Linked DNA regions of Homo sapiens: region 1 is linked to region 2. A link is a loop called in an ENCODE intact Hi-C map of the cell type or tissue named here. Cell type or tissue: IMR-90. All regions are shown on one strand. Links, peaks and the distances in the headings refer to the core of each region. The heading gives the core; the rest is flanking DNA.

Region 1 (8,322 bases), core at 319-8,318, 230 kb after region 2:
TTAGGCATGAAGGAGATTAATTGCAATTAATAATTAATTAATATCATGTGAATAATAATCACCCAGATGGAATATTCATTCAGCACACCCCAGCGCTCCAAGAGCTGGAGCTGAAAGTGAGCCAGGCCAACAGGGCAGCAGAGGGCAGGTTGGCTGGCAAAGGCCCGGCACAAACAGGAGGTATAGGGGGGAGACCCAGAAGAGGGGTACAACTGAGGCCTGGGAAGTTTTGGCAGCGGGGAGTGGTGGGAGGTAAATTGGGCTGGGCAGAGGGAGGAAGGAGGGAAACGGAGGCTAACATTACGGACATCTGTCAGACTGGCATCTGGCCCTGCCTAATGTACTTGGTTAAAAGCCCTTAAGGGAGGGGAGCAGAGGGGGATGCGGGGTGGTGCAGGGGTGGAGAATACTGATGAAATGGATGGAGCAGGAAGGGAGCATGCATAATAGATGGACCATCACTCAGGGCCGTGCAGAGGGGCAGGGGGAGGGGGCTAATGGTCCAAGGCCCGCAGTCACTGGGGGTGGGGTGGGGGGTGGAAGCTGCCTTCAGCAACTGCCCAGGCTCCCTGGGAGGTGTGCAGTCCTAGGGCCGGGGATGGGGTGTCCTGGCCGCTGAGTCTGGCTGTCTTGCCTGGTGTCACTCCCTACCTGTGAACTGTGCACCCCGTGGTTACACTGTGGGGGAACTGATGGTCTGCCCGACTGCTGGGACTCTGGCTTATGCTTTAAGGGATGTGCAGATTGAGTCATGGAGGGATGTCACCGCAGGGAAAGGGGACAGAGTTGAGGAAAAGCCTGGAGTCAGGTAGGGATGAAAAGTCAGGTATTCCAACTGGGCAGGTTGCTCCTTCAGCCTGACCCTTTCCGAACAGAGACAGAGGTGGCAAAGGGTAGGAGGTTCTGGGCTGTGGTGGTGTCTGCAGCTGCGTGGGAAGGTCAGGATGGGTGCAGTTGAACTGCTTGGGTTGGGGGTCTCTGTGTTGTTCTGCAGGTGAGTGAGTGCATGTGAGGTGTGTATGTGATCCACCGATTCCAGATACTTCTGAGGGGTGTCTGAGAGCCTGCGGGGAGGGAATGGAGTTCCATGGATCTGCCGGGCAGTGATTATCTCCAATTTTGGGGTCTCTCTGAGACTGAGACTTCCTAGGGCCCTCATGGCGACCTCCTCAAGGGACTTGTTTGGGGCCCTCTCTTATCTGTGCCTCAGTTTCCCCTGAGGTACCAAAGCTGTGGACTTCTATGGGCCACTCTGCCAAGCTTTGTATGCACTCTACATCACTTATTTCTCACAACTCTGTAAGGCTTGTAACTTTTGTGTGTTTATGTGTGTGTGTGATGGAGTTTTGCTCTTGTTGCCCAGGCTGGAGTGCAATGGCGTGATCTCTGCTCACCCTAACCTCCACCTCCCGGGTTCAAGCAATTCTACTGCCTCAGCCTCCCGAGTAGCTGGGATTACAGACGTGCGCCACCATGCCTGGCTAATTTTTTGTATTTTTAGTAGAGATGGGGTTTCTCCATGTTGCTCAGGCTGGTCTCGAACTTCCGACCTCAGGTGATCTGCCCACCTCGGCCTCCCAAAGTGCTGGGATTACAAGCGTGAGCCACTGCGCCTGGCAGCTTGTAACTTTTGTCAGCCCCATTTTACAGATGAGCAAACTGAGGCTCAGAGGGATGACGTAAATTGCCCAAAGTCAATCAGATCTTAAGCAGTGGAGGTGGGAGTTTTCTCCACACCAGGGCACTTCCCAGTTCTGCCTCCAGGGCTCTCTGGATTTGGGTCCAGGAGGCAGTCTCCCAACTCTGCCCAGAGCAAGGAGACAAAAAGACACATCCAGAATATTTTCCCCAACGGTAAGGAGATATGGCAAACCCTCAATCTCCTGCCTGGCATTTCTCCCTGGGGTTAGAGCGCTTTTGGCCTCAGAGCCATGGGGTCTGATGGTGGATCCAGTGTGGACTTGAGCCCGTGTGTGTCCTAGCCAGAAGTACCCCAGCTGGGCATTGCTTGGTTTTTGCCTTAACTTACTGCCCTGGTTTGGAACTTCAAGCCTAGCCGGTGTGGAGCTGGCAGCAAGATCTCTGGTCATGTGTCGAGTCCAGGGGCACATGCTGGCTGGCAGGGCCTGGGGCGCTGAGCTGCTGTGGCTTTGGGCAGGTCGTTTGACTTTTCTGAGCCCCAGTTTCCTGTTCCCTAAAATCAGGATGGTAACATATCTCAGTCCCACCTACTACCAGGAGGTGGTGATGGGAAAGAGCTTTACGTGCTGAGGATTCCTGGCTTGACAGGGGCAAGGGTGGGGGTGCGACTGGGACAGGGGAAGAGATATAGCGGCCAAGAAGGAATTAGAAGCTGGAGAAATTAGACTGGGTGCATTGGCTCACAGTGGCCAAGGTCAGGGGATTGCTTGAGACCAGGAGTTTGAGACTAGCCTGGGCACCATAGTGAGACTCCCGTCTCTACCAAAAAAAAAAAAAAAAATTACCCAAGCATGGTGCTGCGCACCTGTAGTCCCAGCTACTTGGGAGGCTGAGGCTGCAGGATCGCTTGAGTCCAAGAGTTCAAGGCTGCAGTGAGCTATGGTTGCACCACTGCACTCCAACCTAGGCTACAGAGTGAGATCCTGTCTCACACAATACAACAACAACAACAAAAGAACAAGGTAGAGAAATTACAATTATTTACTAGGCCTTTTTGGGGCAGGCACTCCTTTACGTGGAATTATTTAATCTTCATCACAGCTCCCAGAGGTGGGGCTGTTATTCCCATCTCGCAGATGGAGAAACAGGCACAGAGAGGCAACGTAACTGCCCCAAGTGACACAGCACTTGAGCACAGAGTCAAGACTGATCCTCAAAGCAGGGCTCTCACCCAGCACGCTGCCACCTCTTGCTCAGGGCTGAAGGGAAAAGAGACACAGATGCACCCTTGCCCTCTCTTTGCTACTGCACTCAACCCCCTCACTTCTGTCCAGCCTGGAAGCAGGCTAGGCCTGAGGCCCAGAGAAGTGAGGGAGCTTCTGGGAGTGCAGAAACCTGTGGTTCCAGGGAGCCTGCAGCCGAGGGGTGGTGCAGGTCAGGCAAGACTACCGTGTCCAGTTGGGCTGGTTGTTCACTCCACTAGGGTGACTGGGCAAGCAGTAAGTGAGCTGAATGCAATCTGTGGGCTTATGGGGCCACATGCGTTCTGACTTGCAGGGGGATCTTGTTTTCTTTCTTTTTTTTTTTTTAAGACAGAGTCTCACTCTGTCACCCAGGCTGGAGTGCAGCAGCATGATCTCGGCTCACTGCAGCCTCTGCCTCCCGGGTTCAAGTGATTCTTGTGCCTCAGCCTCCCGAGTAGCTGGGATTACAGGCGTGCACCACCACTTCCAGCTAATTTTTGTATTTTTAGTAGAGATGGGGTTTCACCATGCTGGCCAAACTGGTCTCGAACTCCTGATCTCAAGTGATCCACCCGCCTTGGCCTCCCAAAGTGCTGGAATTACAGGTGTGAGCCACCTCACCCGGTCTTGGGACCCCTTTTTCTAATTTGCACCAAGCTGCTGTATGGGTTATGCCTGCCCCTGGGGAGACCCAGACTCCTTGGGAACAAGGAGAGGGCAGGACATGGGGAGGTGACTAGGGTCAGGGGTGAGGAGGTCGCAGACCTGGTACATAGAAGCTCATCTGAGCCAGCTAGGGGAGGGGTGCCTCAGTCTCTGGGCTAAGCTCTTGTGAGAGATGCCCAGGCCAGCATTTACTGGAAGCACCACCCCAGAAGCCCTCCACGGTGGGTGTGTGCTGCAACAGTGTTTGTGTTTTCGTCCTGCAGAAAGGCGGAGGGCAGTTGAGTAAGGCTCACCCCCAGCTCTTGAAGATGGGAGTCATGGACATGGTGCCACAGGGGGGCCAGGGTCTGTGCCTGGGGCCCTGGTACCCCACTAGAGCCAAGGCCATGCTATAGTCTGTGTGGCTGAAGTTGCGGCTCTCTCCTGGGTTGGGGCAGATGGCTAGAAGCCAGGGCTAGGATTTTGCTGGGCCCAGCTTGTTCCCAGGGGTGAGGTGGGGGCATGAACTGAGCTCTGCCATGCCAGAGAGTTCAGCAGGCTTAGTTTTGGTGTGAGAGGCTGCACGCTGTGGCTTTGAGGTGGCACAGCCTTAGTGCAGGTCCTGCTCCCCTGCTTCTGACTGTGTGACCTGAGCCAGTCATGCAGCCCCCTGAACACCACCTTCCTCATTCATAAAATGGGGATGCTCATAGTCTCCACCTCTCAGGCTGCTGCGAGGACTTGAGATGATGAATGTCAGGTGTCCAGCCCAAGATCTGGCAGAAGAGCCGATGGTCAACATCTCTGAGTGTCCGGACAGGGTGCTGGGCCCTGGTGCTGGCATGAGGGCTGGGTGTCAGAAACAGGAGCCAGGATATTTAGGGGTTACTTGTCAGGCTCGGGGTGGGGTCCAGGGGAGAAACCACATGAGCAGGACTCTGGCCTGTGGGCTTGGCCTCACCCAAGCAACCTCCTGGCTGCCTAGAGGAACCCAGCTGTCCAGAGTCTGTCCCCAGAGGGACTGATGACCCTGTAAAAGGAGGTGGCTCTGTTCTCAAAAATGTAGGTCAAATCCCATCATTGGAAATTTGTCTGGCTGTTCTCATTGCCTGGGAATCCCGCTGCCCTCTTGATAAATGGAGCACCCAACACATTGCCGGGGGTGGGTGGGGGGAGCTGGCAGGTGGGTGGGTGGGTGGGGGGTTTCTCCCAGCTGGGACATACTCCCAGGTGGAGCTCCTGCCTCTCTGGCTCCTCCCCACTCTGCAGCCACCTGGCCCACAAGGTGGTGGTGTCTCCTTGCGGGAGGGGATTCCAGAAAGATGTCCTCAGGTGAGACACCTGACAGGTAAATCACACCATCCACCCAGATCTGGAGCATAAGGCTACCATTCTGGCATGTCCCTGTCACAGTAGGTGATCCAAAGGAGTCGTTTATGCAGTTCCTCAAAGCCCTGTTCAGCTGGAACATTTACACTTCCTTCTCGTTATTATTATTATTGACCCTTATGATACCACATTTAAAAGGGCTTTTATTTAATCCTCACAGCAATCCTGGTTTTTCTTTTCTTTTCTCTTTTTTTTTTTTTTTTTTTTTTTGTAGAGACAGAGTGTTTTGCTGTGTTGCCCAGGCTGGAGTGCAGTGGCACGATCTTGGCTCACTGCAACCTCCGCCTCCCGGGTTCAAGCAATTCCCCTGCCTCAGCCTCTCGAGTAACTGGGATTACAGGCACATGCCACCACACCCGGCTAATTTCTTTTTTGTTTGAGTAGAGACAGGGTTTCACCATGTTACCCAGGCTGGTCTCAAACTCCTGAGCTCAGGCAATCCGCCCACCTTGGCCTCCTAGGATTACAGGCGTAAGCCACTGCTCCTGGCCCAACAATTCTGTTTTACCGAGGGGAAAACTGAGGCCGGGGGCATGAAGCAGCTTATCTCAGGCCTTGCGATACATTTCCATTCAACGTGAGTGTTGAGCTCGTGGGCAGGGAAAAAAAGCAGGCATCGCCCTTGCTCCAGGGAACTAAAGGTCGCCCACCTGAAAAGCCAAATCAGTGATCAAAGAAGTGTATGTCTACTGTGTGCTTAAAGGCCCAGAGGTGGAGGGCGCCAGAGCCCTGCATGGGTTGGCAGGTGCAGGCTGTGCAGATGAGGGTGGGGAGGAGAGGGAGGTCCGGGCAGGAGTTCCGGGTCAGCGTGTGAAGGGCCGTGTCTGGAAGTGGTGGGGAGCAATGGTCTCCCTTCTCGAATTTCCTGGAGAATTTGAGAATCCTAAGGCTCCTTAGTCTCTCCCTTCCTAAGACTGTGTGTCTGTAGGTCTGGGGCAGAGCCCAGGCACCTGTATTTGTGCTTCTGGGTCTTTGGCAGAATCTTTGCCTTTTTCTGTCTGCACCCCGCATCTGGTACAGAGAGGACAAGGCACAGTCGCTCTGAAGCAGATGTCTAGGAGAGTGGGTGGGCCAGCCAGAGAGGAGCCTCGGGTGGAAGGGGTGGTCACCCCTGCCAGGCAGTCACAGCTGCTGTGGCGACACGAACTCCAGCCCCAGGGTGAGATCCAGCCCCACACCTCCCCAGCCACCCAGCCATGACCCTGGGCCAGTCACCTCCAGGTGTCTCCCTGAGCCTCATCCTGGCATTTGTAAAATGAGGACCAGACAGCCTGGGCACGTTGAGATCAAATGAGCTGGAGCATGTGAGAGCCTGGGCAGCCGGGGGAGCAAGAGACAAGTGCAGGGCACAGGGTCAGCTGAGGGCTGGCATGACCTCAAGACCAAAGGCCCCTCCCACCAGGGATGGAGGGACAATGGGATGAGGTCAGAGGCAGGGCAGGGGCAGAAAGCAGGGCCAGGCAGGGAGCACAGTTTGGCTTTGATAGAGCACTGGCTTAGGCTGGACATGGAGGCTCAAGTCTGTAATCCTAGCACTTTGGGAGGCTGAGGCGGGAGGATGGTCTGAGCCCAGGAGTTCAAGATCAGCCTGGGCAACACAGTGAGATCCCATCTCTTAAAAAATTAATTAATTAATTTTAAAAAAAGAACATTCGCTGGGCATGGTGGCTCACATTTGCAATCCCAGCACTTTGGGATGCCAAGGGTGGATCACAAGGTCAGGAGTTCAAGACAAGCCTGGCCAAGATGGTGAAACCCTGTCTCTACTAAAAATACAAAAAAATTAGCCGGGCGTGGTGGTAGGCACCTACAATCCCAGCTCCTCGGGAGGCTGAGGCAGAGAATTGCTTGAACTCAGGAGGCAGAGGTTGCAGTGAGCTGAGATTGCACCACTGCACTACAGCCTGGGTGATAGAGTGAGACTCCATCTCAAAAAAAAAAAAAAAAAAAAAAAGAACATTGGCCTAATGCTGGGCGGGCTTGGGGCGGTCTTGGGACTCTGTGCCAGCAGGAGTCCCCTCCCCACTCCCCAGGTGCCAGGGCCACAGAGATTCTGGGGACTGAGATAGGTTTGTGTGACCCATCTCTTCCCTCAGACCAGGGACAGGGTTGTGTCCCCGCATGGGGCCAGGCCAGGCAAACACCCCTTGGTATGTGGTCTCTTTCTTTCTCCTACCGCCTTTGGGGGCTCTCCCAGCCCCCTCCTGGGCCACCTCCAGCCAGGCCCAGCCCCCAGCCCCAGCTGCCCCGGCACTGCCCCAGGGGCTTATCTGGTCTGAGCCCTGTGTCCTGCTGGGCTCAGCTGCACCAGATGGGGAAGTGGTGAGAGCTCAGCAGGTGGCAGGAGGTGGTGGACAAGGAGGCTCTTAAGGTATCTGGCCTTCATCCCCCATCAGCTGGGGCTTTCCCCAGAGTGGGGACTGGCTTGGCCTCTGCAGAGAGGAAGCAGGCTTGATGGGGTGGCTCGCAGACCTCCTGAGTGAGGGAGATTCTGTTGGTGCCAGGGCAGACTCTGCTGGAATCTCCAGGCCCAGGATGGTACCAATACGTAGCCAACCTCCTGGCCTCGCATCTGGGCTCATCTGACCATTTTCAGTGGGAAAATCTGAGGCACAGAGAGGTTGCTGGGTCATCCCTGGGGCTGCACGGTCAGAGAGCAGCATTGGGGCAAGGGGTCTGGCAGGCTGCTCCTCTAGGCAGCTGTGGAGGGGGCTGGCATAGGGGCTTGTTGGTGGGAGGCAGATAGAACAAGCAGGAACAGTCCCAGGGGCAGGGGAAGGCCAGGATGGTTCAGGCCATGGGCCGGGAAGAGGATGTGGCGACTCCTTGTCCTTGACTTTCTATTTCGGGCTGATCAATGCTCTAGGGGCTCAGGATGGAATTGGGAGCCTTGGTCAGCCTGGAATAGGGTGAGTCGGTGTCCTTGGGGCGCAAAGGTCAGCCCACCCAGGCCCTGGCCGTTGGTGCCCCCCTTGCTCCTCTCCCAGGACCTCTCATGGACACTGGGCCCTCTTCCATTTTACTCCACCTTTGGGGTGAGACAGCCCTAGAAGCAGACTCCCTAGCTTCACCACTTTTTAGCTGTGTGACCTTGGGCAAGTTAGTCAGCCCCACTGTGCCTGTCTCCTTTCAGATGGGAATGGCAGTAATCTATCCCATAGGGTTGCTGCGAAGATCAAACAGGGCAATACTCTTAGTGTTTAGACCAGGGCCCGGCACACAAGAAGTGCTCGGTAAAGATTAGCAGTGATGAGGTGGTTGAGGAGGAAGCCGACAAGGCACAGGCTATGGATTTCATGACCACAACCTTGGGGCTCTCTTCCTTCCTGCAACCTGCCGTCCCCACCACAAAGGCCAGGCAGCGAACAAAAGCCTCCCATTTGCAGGGCAGAGTGGGTGACCC
Region 2 (8,322 bases), core at 48-8,047:
AATTTTAAAAAGAAATGAAGAGTACAGATATGTAGATGAATCTAAACAAGTACTGACTACATAAACAGTAGTAATGGTGTCCAGTGAGGTTAAAAAAAGAATGTACAACATAAATGATGTAATGAAGTTAGTGTTCTAGGATCCAAGAGGAAGGTAAGTAAAGGAAGTAAGCGAACTTTAAACCTCACCTATCTGTGACAGTGGAACCTAGGAAAGGCTGAGTTGTCTAAGGAGTGTGGGAGAGAGCCAGGAACCTCAGCACACACCTGAGTCAGCATAAGGAAGTGCAACCAGCAGGGAACAGGACAGGGGCCTCTTCCAGCAGGGCCATTAACAGGCCACCGGTTTTACCACCACCGTGACCCTAGGCCTCTTCCTAAGCTCCCTGAACCTTAGCTTCTGTGGTGGACAGATGTTTCTACCTTCTGGCATTCACCACCATCATGAAATCCCCTCCCTTGATTGTGGGTGGGACCCATGACTTGCTGCTTTTTTTTTTTTTTTTTTGTTAAAAAGAGATGGGGGGTCTCACTATTTTGCCCAGGCTAGTCTTGAACTCCTGAACTCCTGAGTTCAAGCGGTCCTCCTGTCTCCGCCTCCCAAGTAACTGGGATTATAGGCACATGCCGCCACTGTGCCTGGCTCCATGACTTGCTTCTAACCAATAGAATATGGCAAAAGGGATGAGATGTCACTCGATTTCATTACATTTTATAAGACTCCTTGCTGGCCAACTCACTCTAGAGACTCTCCTTGCTGGCTTAGTGAAGCGAGCAGCCAGGTTGGGTGTGATGGTTAGTTTCATGCATCAACCTGGCTAGGCTGTAGGTCCCAATTATTCTATCAAACACTAATCTAGGTGTTGCTGTGATGGTATTTTATAGATGTGGTTAATAGCCACAATCAGTTGACCATAAATAAAGATTATTTTCAACAGGCTGGGTGCAGTGGCTCACACTTGTAATCTCAGCTGGGAGCCGAGGTGGGAGGATGCCTTGAGCGCAGGAGTTCAAGACCAGCCTGGGCAACACGGCAAAACCTCATCTCTGCAAAAAATACAAAAGTTAGCTAAATGTGGTGGTGTGCACCTGTAGTCCCAGCTACTCAGGAGGCTGAGGCAGGAGGATCAATTAAGCCCAGGAGGTCAAGGCTGCAGTGAGCCGTGATCACACCAATGCATTCCAGCCTGGGTAACAGAACGAGACTCTGTCTCAAAAAAAAAAAAAAAAAAAGATTATTCTCGACTACGGGGATGGGCCTCATCCAATCAGTTGAAAGGACTAAAGAACAAAACTAAAGCTTCCCTAAGAAAGGGAAGAGGAAGTTCTGCCACAAGACTCCAGCATCAGCTCCTGCCTGAGAGTTTCCAGTCTGCCAGTCTCCTGTGGATTTCAGACTTGCGGGCCCCTACAGTTGCATAAGCCAGTTCCTTGGAATAAATGTCTTGCTGTGTTTGTATGTTTGCATCCTACTGTTTCTCTGAAGGACCCCGACTGATACCTTGGGAAAGCCCACGTGGAAAGGATTCACTTTCAGTTAACACCCAGCAAGAAGCTGGAACCCTTGGTCCTGTACCCATGAGGAAATGAATTCTGCCAACAACTTGAATGAATTTGGAAGCACATTTTCCAGTCAAAGCTCCAGATGAGACCATGGTCTAGCCAACACCTTGAATGCAGCCTCACAAGTCCTTGGGTGGAGAACCCAGCTAAGCCATGCCTGGACACTTCTCCATTAGTCAAAGAAGGAAAATAATAATAGTCGTCTCACAGGGCCATTCTTGGGCTTAAGTGAGACAATCCAACAGTGTGCTCGGCACAGTGCATGCCACATATCTAGTTCCTGACAGGGTGCAGGACACAGTACCCCAAAACATGGTACCTTGGCGATCACTCTTCTAGGTCCAAGCGATCCTCCCACCTCAGCCTCCAGAGGTCACACTGACCTTCTCTGGCCTTTCTGTGTGAGCACTATCTATAAAATAATTCTCTGACCTATCTCCTCTGAAATTAGGTCATAAGACCCACATGCGACAGATGTTCTGCACCATACCTGGGGAATGGTGGGGGAGGAGGTTGAAGGAAAGTCATATAGAGGCACACGCACACAAAAAGAACCTGAAAAGCTGGGCACGGTGGCTCATGCCTGTAATCCCAGCACTTTGGGAGGCTGAGGTGGGCAGATCATGAGGTCAGGAGTTGAAGACCAGCCTGGGCATCATGGTAAAACCCCGTCTCTACTTAAAATACAGAAATTAGCTGGGTGTGGTGGCGGGTGCTTGTAATCCCAGCTACTCAGGAGGCTGAGGCAAGAGAATTGCTTCAACCCGGGAGGTGGAGGTTGCAGTGAGCCGAGATCACGCCACTGCACTCCAGCCTGGGTGACAGAGCAAGACTCCGTCTCGGGAAAAAAAAAAAAAAGAACCTGAAAAGATAGGTCTTCCTGAGTTCTCTCCCAGTTTATTTCCATCAGATCATACCCCTTTTCCTCTAATCATGTTTTTCCACAGCTATCCATTTCTTTCTTCAGACTCAGCATAAAAATATACTATTTTCCCTAGGTCTTTGGTCTTCATTTCTGAAGCCTCCTATATCACATAAGACTTTGGTTAAGTAAATTTGTTATGCTTTTATTTTGTTAATCTGTCTTTTATTATAGTGGTGTCAGCTATGAACCTTGTGATGGGTGAAGAAAAGAGATGGCTTTTTCTCCCCGACATGCATGACAAACCAATAAATGTCAACCCTGACTTTTTTTTTGAGATGGAGGCTTGCTCTGTCACCCAGGCTGGAGTGCAGTGGTGCGATCTTGGCTCACTGCAACCTCAGCCTTCCAGGTTCCAGCAGTTCTCCTTCCTTGGCTTCCTGAGTAGCTGGGATTACAAGCACATGCCACCACGCCCAGCGAATTTTTTTGTATTTTTAGTAGAGACGGGGTTTCACCATGTTGGCCAGGCTGGTTTCGAACTCCTGACCTCAAGTGATCTGCCCGCCTTGGCCTCCCAAAGTGTTGGAATTACAGGCGTGAGCCACTGCGCCCAGCCAGCCCTGACTTAAAAAAAAAAAAAATTCTTTAAGCCAGGAGCTGTGGCTCATGCCTGTAATCTCAGCACTTTGGGAGGCTGAGGCAGGCAGATTGCTTGAGCTCAGGAGTTCGAGACCTGCCTGAACAGCATGGCAAAACCCTGTCCCTAAAAAAATACACAAATTAGCCAGGCATGGTGGCACACGCCTGTAGCTACTCGAGTGGCTAAGGCAGGAGGATTGCTTGAGCCAGGGAGGTCAAGGGTGCAGTGAGCCAAGATAATGCCACTTCACTTCAGCCTGGGCAATCAAGCAAGACCCTGTCTCAAAAAAAAAAAAAAAAATTAGCAGCGGTCTGAGAATCAGGAACAGAACTAGGAAGGTCTAGATTCATGGAGCACCCAGGACTTACCATACCTCATGTAAAGGGGAAAATGGCCTTGATTATTTCAGAGAAATAGTAGGAAGTGGTGGTTTTGTGTACACACTCTGCAGTCATACTGGCTCTTCTATGTCAGCTATGTCATGTTATGCTGGTGATTTAAATTTCTCTGTGCCTCAGTTTCCTCATCTGTAAAATAATATAAAATTGCACCTGGCACATCATAGGGCTATACAAGCATTAGCTGTTATTATTATTTGCCTCTAACCCACAGTCCTATAACTCCAAAGGATTACGAGATGAAATAAACTCAATGTAGTACACGTTCATCTACACCAACTGTGAGCAAATAAAGATGAACCAATAGGTGGCTACACTTCAAGACTTGCTCATTTTCTATAAACTTCCTATACTTGTTAAGGGATTCCAATCGTGTGATCCTCCTAGGGGTGCTTGGGAATGGGAAGGACCCTATCTGGCACAGACCTTTTCCCGCACATTTTGTCACCTGCTCCCACTCGTGCTGCTGCCCCAGGTCCCCATGTCCAGCAGAGGGCGCTGTGGCCCTAAAATGCAATCCTCAGATGCTCCCCTCTCCCGCGAGGCCTACCGCTAGCGAGGGAGGCCACCCGCCAGAGGCAGCGGGCCTGACTCCAATCAGACCCTTTGTCCCAACCAGCCCTTTTCTCCAAGCAATGAGCTTGGAGCTCCACATCACCCGCTGCTCGCTGGCTTTTCAAACCTCACGCTGCTCCTTGAAGCGTTTTCTGCAGGCTCCAGCCCTCTAGACCTTCCTTCTTTGAACCCCAGAAGCTTCGCTGCAGCAATGAATCATCCAGGCCTTATGCTGATGTTAGTTTCCAAATTCCGTGGCAGCCCAGCTGTAAACCTCCATCTCGCCCTACAGAGAGCCTCCCGCCACCCACAGCCTGCGCCTCTTCCATCCTATTCCAACTTCTCCAGACAAAACTCACTGGCCCCACCCAGCTCTCACTTCTGCCTCAATCGGCTGGAGGGCAAAGCACTATTTTTCTCATTTAATCTTCCAGCAAACGATTGTTTGGGGCAAGAGGCCTGGCATGGTGGCTCAGGCCTGTAATCCCAGCACTTTGGGAGGCAGGAGGATGGCTTAAGCCCAAGAGTTTCAGGCCAGCCTGGGCAATGTGGTGAGACCCTCTTTTCTACAGACAACTTAAAAATTAGCCAGGCATGGTGGCATGTGCCTATAGTCTCAGCTATTAAGGAGGCTGAGGTGGGAGGACCTCTTGAGCCCAGGAGGTGGAGGTTGCCGTGAGCTGAGATCGTCCCACTGCACTTCAGCCTGGGTGATAGAATGAGAGACCCTGTCATAAATAAATAAATAAATAAATGATTGTTTTGGGCCAAGGTTAGCATCCTGCAAAGATGAAGACAGCCAACCTTTAGTGAGCACCTACTGTATGCCAGGCATTGATCTAAGTTCTTTACCTAATCCTCACAGCAATTCTATGAGAGTTGTTAGGCCTGTTTTACAGAGGAGACAGTTAAGGCACAGAGTGGTTATGGGACATGTCTAAGGTCACACAGCTAGTGATTGAGCCAGTGTTCAAACCCAAGCAGTCTGATTCCAACAATCGGGCTTTTTTTTTTTTTGAGACAGAGCCTCACTCTGTTGCCTAGGCTGGAGTGCAATGGTGCAGTCTCAGCGCACTGCAACCTCTGCCTCCCGGGTTCCAGCGATTCTCCTGCCTCAGGCTCCTGAGTAGCTGGGACTGCAGGTGCCCACCACATGCCTGGCAATTTTTTTGTATTTTTAGTAGAGACAGGGTTTCACCGTGTTGGCCAGGCTGGTCTCGAACTCCTGACCTCAGGTGATCTGCCCGCCTCAGCCTCCCAAAGTGCTGGGATTACAGGCGTAAGCCACTGCGCCCAGCCACCCCCAGCTAATTTTTGTATTTTTAGTAGAGACGGGGTTTTGCCATGTTGGCCAGGCTGGTCTCGAACTTCTGACCTCAGCTGATCCACCCACCTCGGCCTTCCAAAGTGCTGGGAGTATAGTCTGGTTTCTCTTCAGATCGTATAAATCTTTCACCTTTTACCAAAGTGCTGGGATTACAGGTGTGAGTCACCATGCCTGGCCAAACAACTGGGCTTTTTAAACAAGACATTATCTGGACTTAATGTAAGTATAGACACAGGGCTCCATCCCTGTTCTCTAGAACTGTGCTAATATACTACCCACCAGCCACATGACTGTAGAGCACAGGACTAATCCAAGTTGAGATGTGCTGAAAGTGCAAAATACACACTGAATTCTAAGGACTTTTTGAAAAAAATGTAAAATATAGCATTAACAACTTTTATATTGATTACACGTGGAAATGATAGTATTTTGGATCTATTGGGTTAAATAAGATATATTATTAAAATTAATTTTAGCCAGACACGATGGCTCATGCCTGTAATCCCAACACTTCGGGAGGCCAAGCGGGCGGATCGCTTAAACTCAGGAGTTCGAGACCAGCCGGTGCAACATGGTGAAACCCTGTGTCTACAAAAAATACAAAAATTAGCTGGGCATGGTGGCACACACCTGCAATCCCAGCTACTTGTGGGGACTGAGGGCGGGGGAGGATCGCCTGAGTCCAGGAGGTTGAGGCTGCAGTGAACTGTGTTCACACCACTCCACTCCAGCTTGGGTGACAAAGTGAGACCCTGTCTCAAAAAATTAATTTTCCCATAGCTCACAGTAGCCTCAAACTCCTGGGCTCAATCTATCCTCCTGCCTCAGACTCCTCAGTCATTGGGACTAGGACTACAGGTATGCATCACTGTACCCAGCTAACTTTTATGTAGGTTTTTGTTTGTTTTTAACAGGTGAGATCTCACTATGTTGCCCAGGCTGGATAGAACATTTTAAATGGCATCTGTGACTTCCATCTTATTTCTGTGGGGCAGAGCTGCTCTGGGAACTCTCAGCTCAGTGGAAGACAGACAGGATCATTTGAATATTCTAAAGCAGGGGAACATGTGGTCTGTGTTTTAAGAAGTGAGAACAACTTGGTGTAGGAACCTCAGAGGCGGGAACTCCTGAGGGAGAGAGTTTCAGGGAAGCTGTCTCAGCGGATTCCAGGTTCCAGCTGTATTTCTAAAGATTTGTGGGACTCTGCCCTGGGGAGAAGAGCAGAGGGAAACACGAAGGCCAAAACAGCAAAGGCCAGGGAGGCAAGGCCAGCCAGCAGTGGGGCTGGGTGCCCAGTGCTCCTGGGTGAGTGGAGGGAGACAAGGCCTGCTGACCACAAACTGTGAGGGCCTTGACTGTGGGGCCAGACAGAGGGGCTGTCAGCCAGATGGAGCTCCAGACACCTTAGGCTAGGGAGGGTCTGGACCTGGACAGACTACAGAAATTGGTGAGCAGGAATGGGAGGTGGCAGTGAGTGGCAGGGCCCCTGGCTCATTCTCCCTCTGTCCTCATTTCCTTGCTCTGGAGGGGAGGGTGGTGAACAATCTTCTCAGAGGAGGTTAGCTGTGGGAGGACAGCTCCTAAGGAGCATTTCCTGCCTTTGGCTCACAACTGCTTCCTGTCCAGACCTCCCAACACTTGACCCCCATTCAATTCCTTCCTCCCAGGGCAGCTGGGTGGCCACGAGGTCTTCACAGGTCCAGAGACCCGGAGCTTCTCAGCAAGCTGAATGAGGCAGCGTCCCAGGGGTCCAGAAGCCCAGCCTCGCCCGGCGCTGGTGAGGAACTGGAATCCAGGCTTGTACTGAAAGCCTCAGGGATAGATTTGGAGGAGGAAGCCCGAGATGGCGCCTCTCTCCCACCGGCTAGGACCTCAGTTCCCACTTTCCTAGTTACCTCTTCCACCCCCTCACCTCCAGCTGGGAACTTACATCCCTTCTTTCATTTATAGGGCACTTTTAGGCTGGGTGCAGTGGTTCACGCCTGTAATCCTAGCACTTTGGGAGGCCAAGGCAGGCGGATTGCTTGAGCTCAGGAGTTCGAGGCCAGTCTGGGCAACATAGTGAGACCTCGTCTCTATTTTTTTAAATGAAATATAAATATTTTAAAAATTAAAAATTCAAAAAAATGAAAAACAAATGGCACTTTTTCTTCCCAAACAATGGCTGGGGACTTCTGAAGGGAAAGGGAGGCAAATTCCCTAGGAAATAATCATGAGTGATTACTTCTCCAGAAACACCTGAGGCCTCCAATGAACCCCTTCTTTGAGAGTCAATCTGCAGTTTTCTCCCTGGTTCTGAGATGTCAGGCCAGGTTCCAAAGATGTGAGGTTTTTTTTTTTTTTTTTGAGACGGAGTCTCGCTCTGTCGCCCAGCCTCGAGTGCAGTGGCGCGATCTCAGCTCACTGCAAGCTCTGCCTCCCGGGTTCATACCATTCTCCTGCCTCAGCCTCCTGAGTAGCTGGGACTACAGGTGCCCAACACCATGCCCGGCTAATTTCTTTGTATTTTTAGTAGAGTCGGGGTTTCACCATGTTAGCCAGGATGGTCTCGATCTCCTGACCTCGTGATCCACCCGCCTCGGCCTCCCAAAGTGCTGGGATTACAGGCGTGAGCCACCACGCCAGCCTAAGATGTGAGTTTTGAGAGCCCATCACAGGTTGTTAAAAGTGTGTCTGGAGTTGGTTCCTTCCCATGGGTTCTTGGTCTTACAGGCTTCTTGGGTTCTTGGTCTCACAGACTTCAAGAATGAAGCCGTGGACCTTCGCAGTGAGTGTCACAGCTCTTCAAGATGGCATGGACCCAAAGAGTGAGCAGCAGCAAGATTTATTGGGAAAAGCGAAAGAACAAAGCTTCCAAAGCAGGGAAGGGGACCCAAGCGGGTTGGGTCTCCTGGCTGGGAGTGGGGGTGGGGATGGGGGGAGTGGCCAGCTTTTATTCCTTTATTTGTCCCTGCCCACATCCTGCTGATTGGTCC

The links. Hi-C counts contacts between places; a loop is a spot of excess contacts. Peaks named below come from ENCODE experiments on the same cell type or tissue, not always from the same donor. Only the 100,000 strongest peaks of a DNase experiment are listed, where the experiment ranks them.
Region 1: it touches region 2 in a loop (4-fold over the local background); 4 of 110 quality-filtered maps call a loop at or near these places.

Annotation. Positions count from the first base shown.
Region 1 is chr17:44,760,505-44,768,826 of GRCh38, forward strand. The region is part of intron 2 of ADAM11 (ADAM metallopeptidase domain 11); the gene reads left to right. Among named protein-coding and RNA genes, the nearest start is that of ADAM11, 5.7 kb to the left of the region's middle. In IMR-90, for the core only: no CTCF peak of the experiment used is centred there; no DNase peak of the experiment used is centred there; H3K27me3 peaks cover 2,555 bases.
Region 2 is chr17:44,529,741-44,538,062 of GRCh38, forward strand. It overlaps LOC105371791 (a long non-coding RNA gene), which reads left to right and starts at 6,500. Exons shown (of 3, transcript XR_934779.2): 1 at 6,500-6,652; 2 at 7,015-7,124; 3 at 8,085-8,117. RefSeq lists enhancers at 3,674-4,178, 4,179-4,682. In IMR-90, for the core only: a CTCF peak has its summit at 3,958 (motif pointing right); a DNase peak (open chromatin) is centred at 4,131; H3K4me3 peaks cover 300 bases; H3K27ac peaks cover 2,315 bases.